3 separate regions of the Homo sapiens genome follow, and regions 1 and 3 are each linked to region 2. Evidence: chromatin contacts called from ENCODE Hi-C or POLR2A ChIA-PET data. All regions are on one chromosome and are shown on one strand. Each heading gives the region's core, a stretch centred on a gene start or an enhancer-like site at or near the end of the contact. The rest is flanking DNA. Distances are from core to core; before and after follow the strand shown. Region 1 has its middle 94 kb from the start of RFC3. Region 2 has its middle 180 kb from the start of RFC3. Region 3 has its middle 210 kb from the start of LINC02344.

Region 1 (4,006 bases), core at 1,123-3,622, 85 kb before region 2:
ACCAGAAACCAACCCTACTGGCACCTGGATGTTGGATTTCTATCCTCCAGAACCTGTAGAAAATAAACTTCTGTCCTGTTCTTTTCTTTCTTTCTTTCTTTCTTTCTTTCTTTCTTTCTTTCTTTTTTTTTTAGAGACAGGGTCTCACTCTGTCACCAGGCTGAAGTGCAATGGCGCGACCTTGGTTCACTGCAATCTCCACCTCCCGAGTTTAAGCGATTCTCCTGCCTCAGCCTCCCAAGTAGCTGGGATTACAGGTGTAAGCCACCACGCCTGGCTAATTTTTTTGTATTATTAGTAGACACAGGGTTTCACCATGTCGGCCAGGCTGGTCTCGAACTCCTGACCTCAGGTGATCCACCTGCCTTGACCTCCCAAATTACTGGGATTACAGGTGTGAGCCACCTTGCCCGGCCTAAACTTTTGTTCTTTAAGCCTCCCAGTCTGGGGTATTTTGCTGTGGCAGCCCAAGCAGACTAATACACAACCCAATTAATAAACACTAATAGTGTCTAAAATTATTCCACCATTCTAGAAAATTATTATTTTTTCATTATCCACAGTCATTGCTTTGTCCTGTGACAAAAAAGCCATGTAGCTGGAAGCCATCTGGGTGGCAGTACAGAATTAAGAGCCACTAGAAATTAAGTCCATACTCTCCCTGGAACTCAAATTCTACCAAAAAATAAATTTTAAGTGAAAGTCTAATGGAAGGAAGAAGAACATTTGGAGCAAGTGTGAAATCAACATTCTGCTCCAGGTAGGCACCATTTGATGGGGAGTGATCCTGAGTGCAGGGTTGGGGAACGGGGTGGAACTTTCCTTTGTGCACAGAACTGGGACTAGAAAACAGTGATTAGGAAAGCAGTCAAGTGACTGATAAGTACACAAATGGAATAGCCCTTGGGAGTTTTTGAGATTGCGTTTGTTTGAAGAAAAGAAGAGCATTTTCTTCATATTGATATGACATTGTATTTGCCAACTGGTATTTACTAGAAGCCCTCCAAGTTCATGATTCACACCTGAACATTCCACATTCTTTAAAATTGTAGTGCACCCTTCATAACTATATATTTAGTATTTTTATAAATTAGATTACAATTTAATTGGAGAATACAATATCAGAAAAATTATCCAAAACTTAGAAATATTGCCTAATCAAATGTGCTACTTGTCTGGCCTTCCACAAGAAAGCACATGAGGAACTAAGACATAATTTTTCCTTCTTATTTGTAAAGTCTAATTCAAAGTTATTAGCTCAGCACAGTAAATATACGTGCTAAAGACTGGGTGAACAATGGCAAATAAACTTTGAAGACCAAATCCTCTTTTACAACTAAAAGTAACATTACTGAGCTTTCTGCAGGATTTTCTGGGTAAGTTTTTCTGCATGGCCAGCCCCAGCAAGGCCCCGAATGCCTGGTTTGCTACTTTCTAATCCTGTAACTTCTCTTCCCATAATAATGTGTAGCTTGTAAGGCCTTAGCTCAATTTTCCAGATGATTTCAGAGACAAAGAATTGCTGATTTGTTACACTAATCTTGACATTTCAAATTACAACTGGAAATAATCTTCCTTAATTAGTCATGTTCTTTCTGTTGAAAATATCAGACATTTGACATATTTGTTTAGCAAATATGTCGATTTTCTGGTCTTTATGGTCTTTCAGTCCCATGTTGATATTCACATATTAAATTTTTAGCTTGCTCCACAGCAAAGATGCAAATATATATGTGCATATGTATATTATATATGTACACATATAGTATATGAATCTACAACCATGCTTGGGGAATACAAGGTATAATATGAATATTATATATATATTCATATATATCTATATATATTTATATATGTGAATCTACAACTATACTTGGGGAAAACAAAGACTTTATCCAGGCTCACCCAGAATGGTTATGAGAAAGTGAAACATTCTTTTCTTCCCTTAATAGGCAAATACATAGTTTAAAAGCTACCTCCCCAAATATGGGAGAATCTTTAGAGAAAGTGTTAAATCACAATAGCATTAAATGTACATTTACTATCAAGTCTTTTGCAATAAAAGCTGACATTAACTTTTTCTCTACAATATTTACTATAGCACTGTGCTTACCCAGGCTTTTATTAATATATGTTTATTTCTGCATTTCCATTTCTCAGCTACCTTTTATATTTTAAAAATTACAGAATTTATAGAAGAAAATTGTAGGCTGATAACAAACAAAAAGGTTTTTCGAAATGGCTAGCATTTGCTCCCAGCAGGGAAAGTAAAGGAATAGTTGCTGTATCCTGAGCCACCCATCCCGGCCCAAGTCTTTGTCCTGCTGAAGTGGTAAATTCTCCCAGAAACGCAACACAAGGTGGTGCTGTTGTATTTATCCTAAACCAGCTGCCAGCCTGGCCACTTAGGCTGTCGGTTTGATCTGAAAGTGGTAGGTGTGTACCAAAGGCATGGGTTTTGCATATGTAGATGTTTACAGTGTAGTCCTCCTTTCAGATAAGAAAAGATAAATAGAAGAAGGAGGAAGAGAGTAAGTTTCTCCACACATGGAAGCTTCTGGAGAAACTGTCTTAAAAAAAAAGAAAGTGCATGGGTTCCTTTTGTTACTAAATTATAGGAGCATGGAAAGTTAGGGCTAGAAGAGATAAAACATTATCTAGCCCATCTTCCTATCTTCAGAGAGGATTTCATTTATAAATTATCAGCCAGTTAAACTTTTTCTTTTGGTTTTAAAATTTTCCAGGGAGGGAGATGCCACTTGCTCCCCCAGCAAATCAATACTCCCTAGTGTTGGGAAATTGTTGTGGACATATGTGCACTTCCTCTTGTTCTGAATCCAGAGGGTATGGGAAGGATTTGATCAGCAGATGTGCCTAGTGAATGAGAAGCACACAAAAAAAAAATGAATTACAAGTCAGGGCTCTGGATTCCTCTCCCTCACTTGCTTAGCTGGGACAAGGTGGGCCTCAGATTTTGCATCTGGAAAACAAAGAGATTGGACTAACATCAGTGGGTTTCCACAAATGGCTGGATCTCAAAATCACCGGGGAAGCTTTTTAAAAAAATACAGATTCCAGGGCCTTGCCTATAAATTTGCTCAGTCAGAAAATCTAGGGCAGGGCCCAGAAATTGCACTTAAAAAAAAATCCAAAAGAACTGTTTTCCTTGGAAAACATTTTTCTTGTCTGAAGACATGGAAATTAGCTAAAAATGTGTAGGCAGGCAGCCCAGCACAGATCTAATGACTGGTGCATAGGTACCACTAGATTAAATAACTCTTAAATCCCATCTGATTTTATGATTTTCCAGGTATCCTTAAAACAAAAGCCCTTGAAAAATAGAAGTGAATTATCCCAGATCTAAAGAATTTCCTCTTGAATCATATTCCCAAGCCTTTGAGTAATCTGCAGTATGGATTTACAGCAAGATGTTTTCTAAATTTTTCAAGCACATGAAATTGGGAAGTCCAGGAATATTATTATAGTAAAGAAAATCCAATAAAGTCCTTGTGTTCAGTCCAATGCCTACACGCTATTCTATTTTCTGGTTACTGTAACTATGAATTAGTTGACAGTTATGAAAATAGTATTTGGACTCTTTCACTTTCATTTTTATAAAACTGGAAAGTTAAAAAACTAGTCAAGTACTTGGCCCATGTATAAATAGATAAGTCACATACTGGCAAATTGAGCTGTATAAAAGTTACTTACACAGACAAAAATGTCTCTAAAGTCTCTATGTAAAACGTTGGCTTTCTGACTCTGAGACTGTCTAGTATCAATGTGAAATTCAGTAACAATGCAATTCAGATTCTTATACCTCAAATGTCTCATTTGAAAGAATCAGATAATTGAAGTATCATTTGTTTATTCTCGTTTATAGTATCAAGGTAAATAATTCTGCCTTCCATTTCCCCTTGCTAATGTAATGTGACCTCAATGTTACATGTTACTAAGTAAATCAATTAGGAGATTTGGCCTGTGTATGTGACTCTTGCAAATGGGT
Region 2 (3,968 bases), core at 967-3,466:
GCCATAGAAACTAGAATCACTCTTCCCCAAGGTGGGTCATAGAAACCAGAACTCTCATTCCCAGAGCTAGCCATAAAACCTAAAATATGACTCTAAGTTTCCTTCCACCTTTCTGTGTAAAAACTGGCCATAAATAAATTACCTGAGCTGTGTGTGGTGGCCTCACACTTATAAACCCAGCAGTCTTTGGGAGGCAAAGGTGGGAGGATCATTTGAGCTCAGGAGTTTGAAAGCAGCGTTGACAACATGGTGAGACCCTGTCTCTGTTTAAGAAAAAGAAAAAAGAAAAGAAAGGAAATGATCTGACTTAGTTGTTTGACTGTAGGCCATAAGAACCCTATTCTAGAGAGAGTCCTGCCCCATACTCAGAATGAAGGAATGCATGCTCATAGAGGCCAAGCAGGATCTAGACACACAGGCTTTGCTGGGTTTCCCCACTCAGTCTATCAGCATTAGATCATACCCTTTGTGTCTAGTCCTATTTCTACATGGCTGTGCATACTTTGTTGAACCTAAGCCTAAAGATGAACAATTCCCCCTGTGTCTTTGGGTCTTCATTCTGAAGGCTCCTGTGTATACACATTAAATAAATGTGTATGCCTTTTCTCCTATTCATGTGCCTCATATCAGTGACCTTTGAACTTCAGGGAGGCCAAGAGATTCCTCCCAGCTTCCCTTATATTAGAAAAGGAGGAAAAAAGAAAAACAATTCCTATTCTCCACCTACTATCAGTGTTTTTCCCTCCCTTCACTCCTTGATCTGAGATTGGGATCAGTCCCAACCAGGAGATTCTCATGTACTCACTTCCTCTTGGTGCCTTAAGAGCTTTCCTCAAATTGTATTTCTGAGCAGGGACATTTACAAGCCTGCATGGAACTGAAGGATCTCCTGTCTGAAGATTCTCACAAGTAATTGATAGAATGAGATTTATTTGACAAATAACAAAACCATCTGCCAAATCCATGATTAAATGGCAGGGACTCTGGGTCTCTTGTGCTTAGTGAGGGAAGGAAGGAGGTGGTATGTTTTCAGTGAAACACTCACTGAATGGAACTCCAGGCTGGAGGGAGAGTGAAGAGGGAAGAGAATACAGTCCTTGCTATTTTCCTCAGCTGATTCATAATACATTAACACCCTCATTTACATGGCCTATTAGAAGTTATTTATATTCCAATTACAGGCTATTTGAATATTGCATTTGTAGTCGAATTACAGGGTTTAGGGAAAGCTCATTTGTTTTCAAGAAAGGATTCTGGTTTAAAGACAAAGATATGGGCAGCTTGCAGATACGGGCAGCTTGCAGAAGCTCTGGGCACACCACAACCTGCTGTGTAGAGATCACAATGAGAAATGGTGCCTAAGACACAGAAATCACTGACACCCTTGTGGGCCTGTTAAGGGAAAACTAGGCAGAAGCACAAGGAGAATATCTTTCTCTATGACTGAAAACAGCAACTCATGGTAGATTGTACACCTGCTTTAGGAAGCCAGCAATGTGACTCACTATCCCCAGGCAAATTCCCCTAGAAGGTCTCCTCTCACCCATTGCTCTACCCAATGTCGAGAGAAAAACCCATTGACAAGTACAATTTAACAAAGTTTCATTGGGCAAAGAATGATTCATGAATCGGGTAGTCCCCGCCACCCACCAACTAGAATAGATTCAGAGAGACTCCATGTGGCCATGTGATTGGAAAGGATTTATGAACAGAAAAAGGAAAGTGATGTACAGAAAACGGAAGTGAGGTACAGAACAGCTGGGTTGATTACAGTTTGGCTTTTGCCTTATTTGAATGAAGTTTGAACAGTTGTCTGCCTTTGGCCAAAAGTTGGTGATTGGCACAGGAGTAAGTGACAGTCTGTTTACACATCCAGTTAGGTTACAGTTCACTACATACAGAGAAACCATTAATCTAAACTTCAAATATGTAAGGAGGCAGCTTTGGGCTAAACATAATTTAACACCAGGGAAACTGGATCATTCCCTTCTTTCTGCTTTCATGTTGGTACCTACTAGGAGAATTTTTCTATATTACAGTGACTTACATATCTATTTTCTCAACCAATCAGGACTTCCTTGGAGGCAGGACTTTATTTTCCTGCAGACAATAAACTTCACAAGGGCAAAGACCACGGCTGTTCTTGTGCAACTTTGAATCATCCGTCTCCCAGACAGCCCTGGCAGATAGCAGATGCTCAAGGCCTGGGACCTGCTTCTCCCTCAGTCCCACATGGCCTTGGTACAAGTATTCCCATGACTGAATTCCACCCTAATTCTTCTTGAGAGGCCTCTCAGACCACTCGAACTTAAGCAACCTCCTCCTGTTAACTCTCCAACTCTTCATCATCTCACCCTTGTTATGGCTTTGCAGCATTGGTCATCATCTGGCATTATCTTATTTGTCCATTTGTTTCTCATTTCTTCCTTTCTTTTCCCCTTATGCTGCAAACTACTTGAGAGCAGAAAATTTTCACTTTTATTCACTACTTTATCTCCAGCCCCTAGAAAAATGTCTGGTTCACAAATATCTGCGGAAAGAATGAATTTGTAAATTGAGGTCATTAGATGCCAAAAAAAAAGGTTAGCTAAAAAAAGTATGTAAGTGAATGAATGAATAAATAAAACATAACCACAAGTTTGGTTAGAAGTTTAAAACTAACAGCTTTGAACAAAAAAATTATAAACCAAAAATAAAATTCTAAGACCCCCAAGTGACTGATGGGCCCTACCCTCAGCCAAGGGCATTCCAAAGTTAATCCAAAAAACTAGTTCAGGACGTACTGCGAAGTGCGGGTCAGACATGCCTCATTATGCCTTCCTCCTTTTAGAATTCAGGCACAGATGACCAGCACTAACATTAAAACAGAGACCTTAAGACTGATAGAAAAGACTTTTTAAGTCTGAAAAGAAACATTTACAATCTATTCTCTCTGAAGCCTGCTACCTGGAGGCTTCATCTGCATGATAAGGAACTTGGTCTCTACAATCCCTTATCTTAACCCAGACACTCTTTTCTATTGATTTCAGGTCTTTAGATAATAACTCTTTCAACCAATTGCCAATAAGGAAATCTTTGAATCTGCTTATGACCTGGAAGGCTCCCCTCCTTCCAGGTGTCCTGCTTTTCTGGAAGGAACCAGTGTATATCTTACATGTATTGATTGATGTCTTATGTCTTATGTCTCACTTATGTCTTATGTCTCACTTATGTCTTATGTCTCACTAAAATGTATTGATGACATGTATCTTACATGTATTGATTGATGTCTTATGTCTAAAATGTGTAAAACCGAGCTGTAGCCCAACTACCCTGGGTACATGTCCTCAGGATCTTCTGAGTCATGGAGAGAAGCTGCTGAGCCTCCAATTCTCTCCTTTCTAGGAGAGCCAGGGCTCTGTCATGGGCCATTAGTCACTCATATTTGGCTCAGAATAAATCCCTTCAAATATTTTACAGAGTTTGACTCTTTTCATCAACAGAATAAAAGACAGTATTGGTACTATGACTGAAGCAAATCAAGTGACTAAAGAAATCTGGAAAATTGAGTTCAATAGCTGATGTTTCATGAATTTTTTTAACCTGTTAATAAAGTTGACTCTGCAAAAATTAAAATTCAAAACTCAGACCCATTTATTTTACATTTTATAAGAATTTTACTTAGCAATATAATTCAAGTCAATTTAACTCCTGTTTTTAATTATTTCCTTGAAGCAAATTATCTGGGTTAGCATTAATTGTAACTTCCTTGAATTTCTTTCCATAGGATAAAATGTGTGAGTTGATTAGAAACTATTTTTCAGTCTTTGACAAGGTAATTATCATAGCCCTTGAATGAGCTGCAAAATAGTAAGTGTGAACTGCTAAGAAGCCTGATAGAAAATGCCATGTTAGTTGAAAGTTGGATCACATGTTGGTCTGCAACACAGATTGGTGAGCCCTTGAAATGAGTTCCCAATGAGCACAGA
Region 3 (3,564 bases), core at 54-2,553, 91 kb after region 2:
GTGCCTATAGATGACATGGTGAAAATGTGTGATGGGCTTATTGAAGGACTACAGCAGTTTATTTAGTATCCCCAAATGGGTTAAAACATGGATTTTTAGATTTTAAAATGCTGGGCTTCACCCTCAGAGTTTCTCATTCAATAGATTTTGGTCAGGGGACAAGAATGTGTATTTCTAACAAGTTTCCAGGTGATGATGATATCATCCTGGGATCCACACTTTACAATTCAATGACCGAGTATATTTATTTTTATGAGAGAATGTGTATTACTTGATTTCAGTTTATTCTCAATTACACAAAAAATAAATGAGGACACTTAATATTTTGAAAACATAAGATGGAAGAATGTATAGCTATAGCAACACATCTAACTAAACTATTACTCAGTAACCAAAAAAACTCAATAGATTCTCCAAAGCACAAATCAAGATGTCCTTTGCTGAACTGTATGAAGTTTCTGTGTTTTATTTTAATTAACTGACATGCTAAGGACAAACATTTTCTCGAACTTATTTGTTCTATAAATTGTTAACACATGAGTTTAAAAATATTTATATGGTAATAATTATCAGTCATCTTTTCTTTTGATTACTGATTGCTTTTGTGATTTAAAAAAATATTTTTCTATCCCGAGATTAGATATTCACCAGCAATTTCCTGATTTTTGATTTTGTCTTTCTTTACATATATCACTTTGGTCTACCTAGAAATTATTTTGATGCATGTATATTTTACTCAATTTTTAACTAAAATAAATACAATTATTTTTATACAGAAAATTCTTTAGGCATACTATATTCAGGGCATTGCAGTAAATACTCTCAGTGTTTATAATTATCTTTGTAAGATGCATATTAAAACAGCAAACATTGTTGAATTCTCCAAGTTAGTTTTATTTTATAGCATGAGGTGGTATAATCTTCTTAAGCATTCCTGGAAATATTTTTTTAAAAAAAATCACAAACGTATCACACATATCTAAAATTAAGTGTGCCAACTATATACCTTTGATGTTTCCTGAGAGTCCTGAGTTTGCAAAACCTTACCTATATAGCAACATTCAACTGTGTACAATTTTATGAATCAGGCATCACATTTTCCACGAGTCCACTCCACAGAAATGGCTTCAGTCCATTTCATCAAACTGCTATGTTGTGTCAATAAGCTTTCTATGCACTATTCCACTTTTAAGAACTGATGGCCCTTGTACATTTGGGTTTTTTTCAACCAACAGTTGCATGCTAAGAACATCTTCCAAATTCTGTTAGAAGACTGAAGAGGAACTTGGTCAGTTTTTCAGCAGTCATCCATGTCCTCTTGTTCTCATTTCTGTTTTCTTCCTCCAAAAAAAATCACTTCCCCTATCTTTGGCTCATTTATTTTTCTATGGTATATCACTGCCTAGCATTGGAGTTGTTTTAACTTTTTCCTTCACCTAGCATTACTTATCAACATGATAGTTACATTCCCAAAAACTATATTGTAAAAGAAAGCAGGGATGAAATATTTAAGACCTGATAGGAAAAGCAGGTTTAGGAGATCAGAGTTATAGTGAATCTAAAATAAAGGCTGATGGCTCATTAAATAAATCAACTAATGGCATTTTAAATATTTTTAAATAGAAAAAATTGGCATTGTTCAATAACTAGTATTCCTTCTTCCTAACAAACTTTTTATTTCATTAACCTACTAATCATCTAAGATTCTTATGAATATGTTTTTCCTTCTTGTAAATAAAAATTGTTATGAAATATTTTTTCTTGGATCTTCATGAAATGAAAAATGCTTTTAAGTTTTATTATTCAATTACCTTATTTAGCCCTGGAAAATTGAAGAAGAAAATGCCAGTGCACTGTGATATAGTCTTAAAATCCTTCTAAATGCATTGTTTTATATTCAAAAGAACTTAATGCCAAGGCATAAATGACCACAGCAGAGCACTGCTCTACCCTAAAGGTTTTACATCCCAATTCCTTTCCTTTGGCTTATGTTGTCTCAGTTTTCTATATTTCTCTCAAGGTTACGTTACAAAATTATCTATACATACTTGCTCTTCCATATATTTTACCTCTTCTTCTCAGGGCCCTATGTTTTGCTGTAATTTTAAAAATTATCTTCAAGAAAAATTGCCCAATTTTTACAAACATAGTATCCTAAATTCCCACATTTGTGAAAAAAGTATAAATATGTAAATACACATATGTAAAATTTTGTACAGTAGGAATGTTCATTGGGGAAACGTTACTGAAACTGACACAAAGTGTTTAACAGAAATTTGCTTAAAGGGATCAAATTTCACCTGGCATAGGAACATATTTAAAACAGTGGGGTTGACACAATAGCTACATCTGTGTAACCAAACCATCAAGGCTGACAAACTAAATCCAGTTGTTAGTAAAGTTAATGACTAATTCTGATCAATACATGGCCAAAAGAAAAAGAAAACACTGTATCATAAGAGCTGAAAAACATCTACTGGGAAATGACTATTTTGTGAATACTTAAAAGCCTTATAAATGTACTATTATATTTTCACTTTTTCTAAAGTATTATAATTGGCAGGGCTCAAATTAGTAAAGTTAAATATATTTCAACATTTTATTAAACACTGAAAATATTTTATCCATATCAAGTATCAGGGGCTTAAAATGAGCTATTCCAAAAAAAAGTATCTCTCATCAATACTTTCACTTTAAAAGAATTATTATAATTTATCCATATATGAAATACAAAAATTATTAGAACATGTATTAGGCTTAAATTGATTACAAATAAAAAACATTAATCTTGCCTGTAATCCCAGCTACTCAGGAAGCTGAGGCAGGAGAATCACTTGAGCCCGGGAGGTGGAGGTTGCAGTAAGTGGAGACTGAGCCACCGCACTGCAGCCTGGGCGACAGAGTGAGACTGTCTCAAAAAAAAAAAAATTAATACGACAACACAATAATAAATAAATTTAGCTCATCACAAGGGAGCATGGTCATTAAAATGAGTTTAGCAGAATAGTCAATTCAAACTTATTTCCAAAGACTAACAGTATAAATTATAGGCAGTTTGAGATTTAAAATGTGGCAAACCAAAAATAGGGCAGTATAAAGGCTACAGAGACTCAACTACCAATGAATGACAAAGAAAAACTGGCCCAATAGTTAGTCAAAATGTGACTATTAGTACTATTAGGCTAAAATTAAAAGTATTAATAAGTCTATTGATTATAGCAAATAAACCGCCAAAAAGCTCTAACAACTAAGACCCCTTTAACAGCTGAATCAACTTAATTCTTCTTAGACAAATGCTTTTTGCCACAAATATTCATTATACATCCATTTACATATTATGTTCTTAGAAAATAAGAGAAAAAAATCAGAAAAGGAGGCTTCCACATAATAATAGGAATTATTTTTGAAAGAAAATCTGACGTGGGAATCCTAATCTAATTACTGTATCAAAGTCAACCAATTCTTGGTTGAAAGTAAACTACAGTATCATTTCATAAGAGTGTTTACTGATGAAATTAGCCAGGATAAATTGTAATGTTAACAGCCATAATAAATAAATGTCAT

What was found. A loop is a pair of places that touch in the nucleus more often than their neighbours do. ChIA-PET counts read pairs that join two places held with the same protein, here RNA polymerase II (POLR2A). Pooled maps may share reads with other maps.
Region 1: a map of HepG2 shows a loop between it and region 2 (17-fold over the local background). The contact joins two enhancer-like sites. A Hi-C loop is called at or near these places in 10 of 168 maps with a recorded cell type or tissue (Caco-2, HepG2, IMR-90 and 6 more), 3 of 37 single-sample maps with no recorded cell type and 23 of 50 pooled maps. POLR2A ChIA-PET finds 5 or more read pairs at or near these places in 3 of 52 experiments (HepG2, MCF 10A and T-cell).
Region 3: a loop to region 2 is called in a map of testis, with 3 times the contacts of the local background. The contact joins two enhancer-like sites. A Hi-C loop is called at or near these places in 4 of 168 maps with a recorded cell type or tissue (Caco-2, dorsolateral prefrontal cortex, gastrocnemius medialis and 1 more), 3 of 37 single-sample maps with no recorded cell type and 15 of 50 pooled maps. POLR2A ChIA-PET finds 5 or more read pairs at or near these places in 11 of 52 experiments (AG04450, CD4-positive, alpha-beta memory T cell, CD8-positive, alpha-beta memory T cell and 7 more).

The regions. Positions count from the first base shown.
Region 1 is chr13:33,722,382-33,726,387 of GRCh38, reverse strand. No RefSeq gene overlaps it. Among named protein-coding and RNA genes, the nearest start is that of RFC3, 94 kb to the left of the region's middle. RefSeq lists a silencer at 2,274-2,443. Within about 2 kb of position 2,372, at least 10 of the 41 ENCODE cell types and tissues checked have a DNase peak (open chromatin) inside an H3K27ac peak, as active enhancers do.
Region 2 is chr13:33,637,561-33,641,528 of GRCh38, reverse strand. It overlaps a transcript of STARD13 not described here. Among named protein-coding and RNA genes, the nearest start is that of RFC3, 180 kb to the left of the region's middle. RefSeq lists an enhancer at 1,676-1,815. Within about 2 kb of position 2,216, at least 5 of the 41 ENCODE cell types and tissues checked have a DNase peak (open chromatin) inside an H3K27ac peak, as active enhancers do.
Region 3 is chr13:33,546,015-33,549,578 of GRCh38, reverse strand. It overlaps a transcript of STARD13 not described here. Among named protein-coding and RNA genes, the nearest start is that of LINC02344, 210 kb to the right of the region's middle. Within about 2 kb of position 1,303, at least 2 of the 41 ENCODE cell types and tissues checked have a DNase peak (open chromatin) inside an H3K27ac peak, as active enhancers do.